Regions from separate parts of the Homo sapiens genome. Here region 1 is linked to region 2. A link is an interaction called in ENCODE POLR2A ChIA-PET data of the cell type or tissue named here. Cell type or tissue: GM12878. All regions are shown on one strand. Links, peaks and the distances in the headings refer to the core of each region. The heading gives the core; the rest is flanking DNA. Region 1 overlaps LOC124903083 (a long non-coding RNA gene). Region 2 overlaps GLT1D1 (glycosyltransferase 1 domain containing 1).

Region 1 (5,381 bases), core at 144-5,143, 65 kb before region 2:
AGACTTCAATGAAAGGCTTATATCTAATTATGAGTCCAGTGCTGCTTCCACTTTGCAGTTGGTAGAGGAGACAGAATCTTTGAGTATTTTTTCTAAGACTGATAGGTTTGACGCTCAGGCAAAGTCTAGAGTAAAATTAACATTAAACATGGAATGAAAGCAAAGCAAATGATTTGAATCATGTGATAACCCAGTGTCCAAACAGTGCTCAATACACTCTGCCATTTTTGAATGATAGTAAACTAATCCGATTGCATTGCCTCATTTGAGAAAACTAAAGCTAAGTTTAAAAAAACAAAAAAGTGAGCCAAGACCACATCTGGCAAGATCACATTTATATGCAATGGCCAGAATAGGCAATAGGCAAATCCATACAGACAATGCAGATTAGTACAGTTTCCTGATACTGGGGGAGGGGAGGGGAAGATTGGTGCACATCTCTGTGAATGTACTAAAAAACCACTGAATTCTACAGTTTATATAAGTGAATTATATGGTATGCGAATATGTCTCCATAAAGCTGGTACCAAAAGAAAGTGAACTAATAGTTACAGTTTGAAAGGTTTCACATATAAATTTGGATGCCTTGCTATTTGGGGAAAATAAATGTGAGCTCTGGCAATGCTGGACTTGTGATTACCTGTTACATTAGTATGATCCCATCACTTTGAACCATGCCCCATAGTATTCAAGCCTTTATGTATTCCTCAGAGATCACACCACAGGGCCTGTCCTGTGACCTGTTTTGACCAAGAGAATACATCAAAAGTGTCTCTGGGCCTGGTCTGGGCACAGGCTTAAAGTCTGACACCTTCCACTTTCATGACTGGGGTGTCCGGAGCCATCATATTAGACGTCCACCTGCCTTCCATCATATGTTGAGGAGGAGTCTGCAACTATGTGGAGAGGGGATTCTCAGCATTCCAGATGACCTGCCTACTGAATGCAGCCATGTGAAGACCAGCAGAAGAACCACACAGCTGAGCCTCAACCCAGATAGCAGAATTGTAAACAAATAACATGGTTGTTCTTTTAAGCCACTAAATTCTGGGGCAGTTTATTATGTAGCAACAGGTAATGGAAACACATTTGCTTCCCCCTGTAGCCACAATCTGCTGACACTCAGCAGCAGCCACTGTCTTTAGATGGCAGACACTTTCTAGCTTTCCTAAACCCTCCCCACTCACTATTGTCTTATTTTTGTTATCATAGAGAAAATTCTCCATATCTGCATAGTCCAGCGCAGGAGCCACTAGCTATGTGTGGCTATTGAAACTAGTTAAAATTAAATAAAATGAAAAATTCTGTTCCTCAGTTACACTAGCCATATTGCAAGTGGTTTGTGGCTAGTGGCTACCGTATTGGACAGCATAGTCTATTTCACACCATCATTGCAGTAACTTCTATCAGCAACCCCATTCTTTTTTTTTTTTTTTTTTTTTTTGAGACGGAGTCTTGCTCTGTTGCCCAGGCTAAAGTGCGATAGTGCCATCTCGGCTCACCATTACCTCCACCTCCCAGGTTCAAGTGCTTCTCCCGCCTCAGCCCCCCAAGTAGCTGGGATTACAGGCATCTGCCATCATACCCAGCTAATTTTTATATTTTTTATAGAGGTGGGGTTTTACCATGTTGGCCAGGCTGGTGTTGAACTCCTGAAGTCAGGTGATCTGCCTGCCTTGGCTTCCCAAAGTGCTGGGATTACAGGCTAGAGCCACCACGCCCGGCCAGCAACTCCATTCCGTACTAAAATGTAATGGATATGATTGACTAATTAGCCAACATCCATACTCTTTCTTTTTCCAAACAATCCTGATTCTCTTCACATATTTGTCTTCCTTAACCCACCCCTGTCCCCACCAGCTTCCCATGTAGCTCAGGAGAACCTGACTTCATCCTTGTTCCCAGATAGAACTAGCCCACACCAGTACTAGTCTCATGCCTCTTCATGGTGACCAGTTCAGGAACGCAGACTCTAACCTTTCAGGACACGAAATTTCCCTGGTGCCTGCGGTTACTGACCCAGCAGTGGACAAATGAGGTAAGTTGACCCAGTCAGACTAGAGGCAAGGCCACTTATTGGCTGACTGTGGGCGAGGCACATGCTCCCAAACTGGATGTGAGTTAGGAAACCTGCAGCTCTAATAGCTCCTGATGGCTATTGACAACCATGAGATGAACCAGCTTAGGATGAGACTGACTTGGGGGATGGCACAGGAGACTCAGGGAGAAGTGAGATAATAAGTCTTAACATTGTTTAAGCCACTGTGTTGGGTTTTCTGTTATTTGTATTACTTGTGGCCCCAAGCCACCTATCATAATTCTATCAAAAATGGAAAAAATAAAAGAACTGGAAGGCTAGGGCAGGAGAATTGCTTGAACCCAGGAGGCAGAGGTTGCAGAGAGCCGAGATCGCACCACTGCATTCAGCATGGGCGACAGGGTGAGACTCCGTCTCAAAAAATAAAAAATAAAAAAATTAAGGAACAAGAGAGGCCAGCCTGATTTTTTTCTCATGCCTGACCCATGAGTTTTCTGCTGGGCTTCTGTAATGATTGGGTTTGCAGCCCCTGTACTGAGCCCCCAGTGATGGTATAGCTAAAGAATTGATGTAAGGTGATTCCTCCCACTTTATTGGATATGCTCGCAATATACTTCTGCCCCAAAAAGTGATCCTATGAGTCTCTCCTTTGCAGCTAAAATTAATAAATGACCCAACCCATACAGTAGGCATCTAAGGGATAGGTAACCGTGTCTTCCAAAATAACATTTTTGTCTATTGGCTCTTCACCTCAAGGGCCCTCTAGAAAAGGGGCAAGGACACTCTTTGCAAAGGTGCCTGTGGTGTGGACTAGACTTGGAAACACAGGGTTCTCCCTTCTCTGGTACCACTTTGTCTCCTGAGCCTCACCCAGTGCAGAGCTCGAGTGGGTGTGATTTAAGGCAGTGAACTGAGAAACCGTCACAGACAGGACATTCAGGGGACTGCCTGACTCCTCTGGCTGTTTCATGACATTTCTGCCGTAGTTTCACATCTCTGTTGAGTTGCTCACTCCTCACCGCCAGACAGTTGCCTCTCCTTACTGACAGTTTCAGCTTCCTCAAAACTTCGGGTTAGAAGCAGCTGTCATAGCCTTTCTGTGCCATCTGTACATCACTAACTCACTCAACAAACAACTGTTGAACACCTGCCCCCTGAGTCATGACAGCTCAGCCTCAGCTCAGCTCAGCCTCAGCACTCACGGCCAGTGCTTCAGCTTCTCCAATTTCCCAGATCCCTAGGGAGGGACTCGGATAGGCCCCCTCACCTTTGTGCATCAGGCCATAGCATAAGTCATTAGCCATAGTACAGCCACAGGCCATGCCACACATCTTTTGAATCTCCTTGGGTACAGAGAGTTGCCATAAATTCTATTTACTTCAAGGAGTCACTGTTGCAACCACTCTTTCTGGCTACAAATACTCTTGATAGAAGCAGAAGGTATAAAAAGTGAAATCAATAAAAACACAGGCAACCAACGGAATAGAATCAGGTGTTAAATCCTTGATCCTAAACCAAAGCCACACTAATCTACTTTTAGTATGAACTAATTCAGCTCCCAGAATGACTTGCATTTATTTTAACAGAGGATGTGAGAGTGTACGGTCAGGAAGCTGATTTTGATTTGACTTGTTTCAGGCACTCATTTTATTTGACCCTTGCGAGTAGCAACGTCTGTTTCTTGCGTACTTTTCCACCTGTGTTTAAAAAACCCCCAAGACGTGCAAAAGTTGGGCTTCGCCAATAGAAGCAGGGAGGTGAAGAGAGAGAGAGAGAGTAAGTGAAAGAAAATGAACTTCTGCTTCCTTCTATTGCAAGAAGCGCAAGATGGTGTGACCACACCTAAGATCCTATTTTAACCACCACTTTCACAATTCCTTGTAAGCAACCTTAGCCTAAACTGTAATCATATAATAGTTCGTTGGTAATTATAAGTGTATTTGTTTTCTAGATTAGGCCTTACAGGAAAGATCAAGGAAGATGAATACAAAGAACAAGAACAGAAGCACTAATACAAAATAACTGATTGTATGAAGTGAAATCAGCCAGGCACAGAGAGATACATACCATGTGCTCTCACTCATATATAGAAGCTAAAAAAGTTGATCTCATAGAAGTACATGTTTCAAAATCCTACCTTATGCCCCATAATTATGAACAATTATTATATCAATTAAAAATAATGAGGCCAGGCGTGGTGGCTCACGTCTGTAATCCCAGCACTTTGGGAGACCAAGGCCAGTAGATCACCTGAGGTCAGGAGTTTACGACCAGCCTGGACAACGTGGTGAAACCCTGTCTCTACTAAAAATATAAAAAATTAGCCAGGCGTGGTGGCGGGTGCCTGTAATCCCAGCTACTCCGGAGGCTGAGGCAGGAGAATCTCTTGAACCCGGGAGGCCAAGGTTGCAGTAAGCCGTCATTGCACTATTGCACCCCAGTCTGGGCAACAAGAGTGCAACTCAGTCTCAAAAATAATAATAATAATAATGAAAGGCTGCCTGGTATGGTGGCTCATGCCTATAATCCCAGCACTTTGGAAGGCCAAGCTGGGCAGATCACTTGAGGTCAGGAGTTCCAGACCAGCCTGACCAAAGTGGTGAAAGCCTGTCTCTATGAAAAATACAAAACTCAGCCGGGCATGGTGGCAGGTGCTTGTAATCCCAGCTACTGAGTAGGCTGAGGCCGGAGAAATGCTTGAACCTGTGGAGGTTGCAGTGAGCTGAGATTGTGCCACTGCACTACAGCCTGGGCAAGAGAGCAAGACTCCATCTCAAATAAATAAATAAATAATAATAATAAAAGCAAAAAAGAAAAATCTCAGTGTATGATAATAAAGGGATCTGGTCGGGTGCAGTGGCTCATGCCTGTAATCCCAACACTTTGGGAGGCCGAGGCAGGCAGATCACCTGAGGTCAGGAATTTGAGACCAGCTTGGCCAACATGGTGAAACCCAACCTCTGCTAAAAATACAAAAATTAGCCTGGCATGGTAACGCAAGCCTGTAATCCCAGCTACTATTCAGGAGGCTGAGGTGAGAGAATCATTTGAACTCGGGAGGCAGAGGTTGCAGTGAGCCAAGATCACGCCACTGCACTCTAGCCTGGGCAACCGAGCAAGACTCCATCTCCAAAAAAAAAAAGGTGGGGCCGGGTGCTGTGGCTCACGCCTGTAATCCCAGCACTTTGGGAGGCCGAGACGGGCAGATCAGGAGGCCAGGAGATCGAGGCCATCCTGGCTAACACGGTGAAACCCCGTATCTACTAAAAATACTAAAAATTAGCCGGGCGTGGTGGTGGGCGCCTGTAGTCCCAGCTACTGGGGAGGCTGAGGCAGGAGAATG
Region 2 (5,381 bases), core at 187-5,186:
ATTGCTGTTGTTCTTTCACTCTGCAAATTCATTACCTTTAGATTCCTGTAGTTGGTAATGCACTGCCTTACGGAAGAAAAACAATTCTGTTTACTAGAAACAACATTGAATGAATCCATCTTACAGTATTATTATTAGTATTATTTATTTCATTGTTATTAAAGCAAACACGGATTTCTATTTTGGGGGGTTATTGATCGAGGTTAGTGGGCAGGAAAGCTGCATGGATCAGATTCTTTGTCCAGTACAACATAGCACACGTTTCTGTAAAAGAAAGTATTGAACTTGTCTAGCTTTATAATGAGTATTTCATTTTTAATCAAATGTTTTTAAATAGTTATATTTTTCCTATAGGGTCTATTTTTGAAGTTTTTTTAGTATTTAAATTTTTTTTCTATATTATATAGTATTCAAACTTACCTTAGCTTCAGCTTTTTGGCTTATAAATATTATAATGTAATAAGTACTTGATAATTACATTATCAATATCAAAACTAAATGAAGAGTATGTGAAACCTATGGAAATTATTTGGTGAAGGATCATCCAGGTACATATTAGAAGAAAATATTCTTGGCCAGGCATGATGGCTAATGCCTGTAATCCCAGCACTTTGAGAGGCCGAAGCGGGTGGATCACTGAGGTCAGGAGTTTGAGACCAGCCTGGCCAACATGGGGAAACTCCGTCTTCACTAAAAATACAAAAATTAGCTGGGCATGGTGACACATGCCTGTAATCCCAGCTACTCAGGAGGCTGAGGCAAGAGAATCGCTTGAACCTGAGAGGCAGAGGTTGAAGTGAGCTGAGATCTCGCCATTGCACTGCAGCCTGGGTGAAAGAGGGAGACTCTGTCTCAAAAACAAAAGAAAGAAAAGAAAAAATTATCGTCAAGCAAATGAGCAAAAGAGAGTTTGTATAAAATGAAACACCTCAAAAATAGCCTCATAAATAGGAAATCTATAGCACACGATAGGTTAAACGAGGTGAATTTGCTGTTTTGTAGGCATAAAATGGCTGAATATTGGTAGTTTCATAAGTTTTAAGCTATAGATATTTAAGCCCAAAGATTTTTTTTACAAAAAAAATCACATGTGAAAGTGAGTAAATCTATTTCAAAATGGCAATGTTCAACTAAAAATGCAAAAATGGTAGCTTTATATTTTTCATAAGAAATGTGGTTTTTTAATTTAATTGAATTTTATTGTTTTTTTTTGGACACAGAGTCTTACTCTGTCGCCCAGGCTGGAGTGCAGTGGTGCAGTCTGAGCTCACTGCAACTTCCACCTCCTGGGTTCAGGCGATTCACCTGCCTCAGCCTCGTCAGTAGCTGGGACTACAGGGGTGCACCACCACGCCTGGCTAATTTTTGTATTTTTAGTGAAGATGGAGTTTCTCTGTGTTGGCCAGGCTGGTCTCGAACTCCTGACCACAGTGATCCACCTTCCTCGGCCTCCCAAAGTGTTGGGATTACAGGTGTGAGCCATCACGCCCCACTAATTGTTCAATTCTTAAGTTTCTCAGTTTTGAAGTTTCCCAGCAAAGGAAGGTTTACACACTCTCCTGAAGGGCCCATTGTCAGGCAATTGTTATTTAGCTACTTTTCTTTCTTTTTTATCTTATTTTCACAGGATAAAGTCTATTCCCCCAGATACAGTTTCCTTGCACCTCTTGTTAGTTTTCAGAGCAAATGGAGAGCTTCTCATAACTGAGGCCAGCAGAACAACCCATGCTGGGCTCGAGCCTCCTTCCGCGTCAGCACTGTATGGTGCTTGGATTATGAAAGTGGGCCTTGGTGGGAAGTCCAGCGTGAGATCCTCTCCGTCCGTCTTTCCTTACTTTTCCCTTCAGTAGGGGACCTGTGATGGAATGTGCCTCGACTGGTGACAGGGTTTTAGAGGAGGCAGAAAGGAAAGCTCGGGGCAGGCACAGACAGGGGAAGTGGGGCCTTCTGGAGGAAGAATCTGCCATTTTTGGGTCCTGCTGCAGGGAAGGAATCATCCTTTCCTGGTTCTCATCTGCAGTAATTATTCCTGTGGTGTTTGCCTGATGGTGATTTTTCCATTTGCACTGCGTCTTGTTTATTAACTGGAATTCTACCTTACGGAAGACTTTCCTCTTTGATCCCATTTACTTATTTGATTATTTATTTGTTATTCAGTATGGACTCGTGGGGGCCGGGCATGGTGGCTCATGGCTGTAATCCCAGCACTTTGGGAGGCTGAGTTGGGTGGATCACTTGAGGCCAGGAGTTCGAGACCAGCCTGGCCAACATGGTGAACCCTCATCTCTACTAAAAATACAGAAAAAAAAATTAGCCGAGCATGGTGGTGCGTGCCTGTAATCCTAGCTACTCAGGAGGCTGAGGCAGGAGAGTTGCTTGAACCCAGGAGGCGGAGGTTACAGTGAGCTGAGACTGTGCCACTGCACTCCAACCTGGGTAACAGAGCAAGACTCCATCTCAAAATAAATAATAAATAAATATATTAAAAATTATATATATATATATAACATGGACTCATAGATATTTATTTTATTTCCCTTTACAGATTATCTGTTACTATTTTTGTTTATTCGGTTGCTCAAATTGCCCCAGATTTGCCCACAGGAGATGCTTTGAGCTGATGCCTGTGTTCTTTTGACATGCTCTCATCATTCATCGTTTTCTGAGCACTTTTCTACTTTCTGGCATCGTAAAATGTCCCTGATTCATCTCCTGTCTACCTTGTCCTACTTCTGGAAATGGCTATTTCTCAAAGGAGTCCTGGTTCCTTTATAATTTTTTTTTGTCCTTTTAGAGAATATTATTTAGAAACTAAGATCTGTGCTTATTGCTTACTCAGTGTCCTTGCTTGTAAGCCCTCTTAGAGCTTGGAAATGTATGTATGTATATATGCACATATACAACTATATGTATTTTTATTTCATCACTAGAAGTATGGTTCTCATTATTTGACATTGGTATGAAGCTTAGGGTTTGTATTAGGCATCCGAATGGAGGTATGAAGTAGGTAGAAGTCTGGGCAAGTTAGGGGAGGGGTCGGGAGTTTGTTGGTCAATATACAGAAGCTATTTTTTTTTTTTTTTTGAGGCAGAGTCTCGCTCTGTCACCCAGGCTGGAGTGCAATGGCACAATCTTGACTCATCGCAACCTCCGCCTCCTGGGTTCAAGCTATTCTCCTGCCTCAGCCTTCTGAGTAGCTGGGATTACAGGCATGCACCACCACGCCGGGCTAATTTTGTAATTTTAGTAGAGAACGGGGTTTCTCAATGTTGGTCAGGCTGGTCTCTCAAACTCCTAACCTCAGGTGATCCTCCCCCCTCGGCCTCCCAAAGTGCTGAGATTACAGGCGTGAACCACCGCTTCCGGCCTTACAGATGCTATTGAAACCTGGAAACTGGTGAGATCACCAAAGGAGTAAGTGCAGATAGAGAAGAGAAGCCCAAGAACTGAGTCTTGGAGCAGCCCATTTTTGAGAAATCAGAGAGAGAAATTAGTGAGACTGAGATTGAGTGGCCAGTTCGATGAAACGGAATGGTATGGTGGAAACCAATGAAGAAGCATTTCAAGGAGGAAGGAGAGAGCGTATGTGCCTGTTGCTATTGATAGGTTAAGTAAGATGAAGACTGAGGACCGGACCATTCAGCTTACCAACATGGAGGTCCTTAGTGACCTTGAGCACAGTTTCAATGGTGCAGTCAGGGGAGCTGCCTGGAGTGGTTTAAATGAGAAGAGAGGCATTGGAGGTGTTGAGTCAAGGTAACACCAGGGCTTTTTTTGTCAAGGAGAAAAGAGAAAAAGGACAATAATTGAAGCAGGGACTGTGGGATTAAGGGAGTAGTTTTTATAATGAGTAGAGGAGAAAATAATGATGTGGGAGAAAGATAGGAGGATATATATTATCTACAGGAAGTCTTGAAAGATTGTAAGTCCTGACTTTATAAAATATTTTGTTAAGAATTTTCTTTCTAACTAAAAAAAATGGCTGTCCCAATGCAATGTAGAAATTTTGAAAAGTACTGAAGAAGCCAGGGAAAAGCAAATTACCAATTTTTTTTTTGTACTTCATGCGTGCTTTAACCATGACTAGCTTTTTGGTAGGTGATCTTTTAATTACTTACATTTGTATGTCTGTGACTATATTTTCATTGTTATTATTTTTGAAAATTTGGGCTGAATGACACATACTTTTTTTTTTTTTTTTTTTTTTTGAGACAGAGTCTTGCTCTGTTGCCAGGCTGGAGTGCAGTGGCATGATCTTGGCTCACTGCAACCTCCGCCTCCCAGGTTCAAGCGGTCCCCCTGCCTCAGCGTACCGAGTAGCTGGGATTACAGGCATGCACCACCATGCCCAGCTACAGTTTTGATAATTTTAAGGTGCCAAACATGGTTTTAATGGCTGCATAGAATTCTATCATAAATTCTGTAAATGATTCTTTGAGATTGGGCATTTATATCTTTATCATAAACAACACCACAGGGAAAAATCTGTTTCTGTCTTTGTGTACTTGTCTGATTGTGTCTTTGGGTTGAATTCATAGAGGTAGAATTGCAAGGTCTAACGCTACGAACATGTGAATATATTGATGCAGTTTCTCAAATTTCTCTTCAGAAAGAATATTTGCATTTTAATTCACCAAGTGGGTGTATGTTTTCATTTTTCTCACCTTTGTCAACATTGGGCATTTTTATTTTTAAAACTGCCAATCTTATATGTGATGCAATTCTTTCCTATTGTTCCAATTAGATTTATTTTGTTATTAGAGAAATTTCACTTTTCCTCACATTTTATGGTCCCTTATATTTGCTCTCACGTGAACATCCCATTTTTCCCATCCCTTTTTGCCCCTTGGGATGTTTGGCTTCCTTGTTAATTTTGAAGAGCTCCTGAGTAAGGATATTATTCCTCTTTTCTCCATGTCAATTGCACATGTTTCTTCCAAATTGTTATTTTTGTTTTAATTTGTGGTATTTCAGTAGTTTTTAAATTTTAATATAATCAAAGCTTTTTTATCTTTAGAATTAATTTCATAGCTTTTTTTCTTTCTCCTTTTCATACCCTGCCTGTGGTATCCAATAATGTCATAGCTTTTTATGCTCAGAAAACCTTTCCCAGGCTGAGGCCAGCTGCTTGTTCTCTTATATCATTCCAGACTTCTCTTGTAGTCTTACCTTTTTTTACTTAGCTCCTGAACCATCTTTTGAGATATATGATATAAGGTAGGAAACTAACTTTTTCCATGTATTTAACCACTTCTCTAACCTTATGCTATGTCAAATTCTTTTTTTTTCTTTTTTTGAGACAGAGTCTCGCTCTGTTGCCCAGGCTGGAGTGCAGTGGCACGATCTCGGCTCACTGCAAGCTCCGCCTCCCGGGTTCACAC

Evidence for each region. Peaks named below come from ENCODE experiments on the same cell type or tissue, not always from the same donor. Only the 100,000 strongest peaks of a DNase experiment are listed, where the experiment ranks them.
Region 1: POLR2A ChIA-PET joins it to region 2 with 5 read pairs; 4 of 35 experiments call an interaction of 5 or more read pairs at or near these places.

Annotation. Positions count from the first base shown.
Region 1 is chr12:128,826,958-128,832,338 of GRCh38, forward strand. It overlaps LOC124903083 (a long non-coding RNA gene), which reads left to right. Exons shown (of 2, transcript XR_007063602.1): 2 at 712-2,489. Among named protein-coding and RNA genes, the nearest start is that of SLC15A4, 5.7 kb to the left of the region's middle. RefSeq lists enhancers at 2,814-2,883, 3,454-3,563. In GM12878, for the core only: no CTCF peak of the experiment used is centred there; DNase peaks (open chromatin) are centred at 3,074 and 3,724; H3K4me3 peaks cover 1,285 bases; H3K27ac peaks cover 2,898 bases.
Region 2 is chr12:128,892,391-128,897,771 of GRCh38, forward strand. The region is part of intron 3 of GLT1D1 (glycosyltransferase 1 domain containing 1); the gene reads left to right. Among named protein-coding and RNA genes, the nearest start is that of GLT1D1, 42 kb to the left of the region's middle. In GM12878, for the core only: no CTCF peak of the experiment used is centred there; no DNase peak of the experiment used is centred there.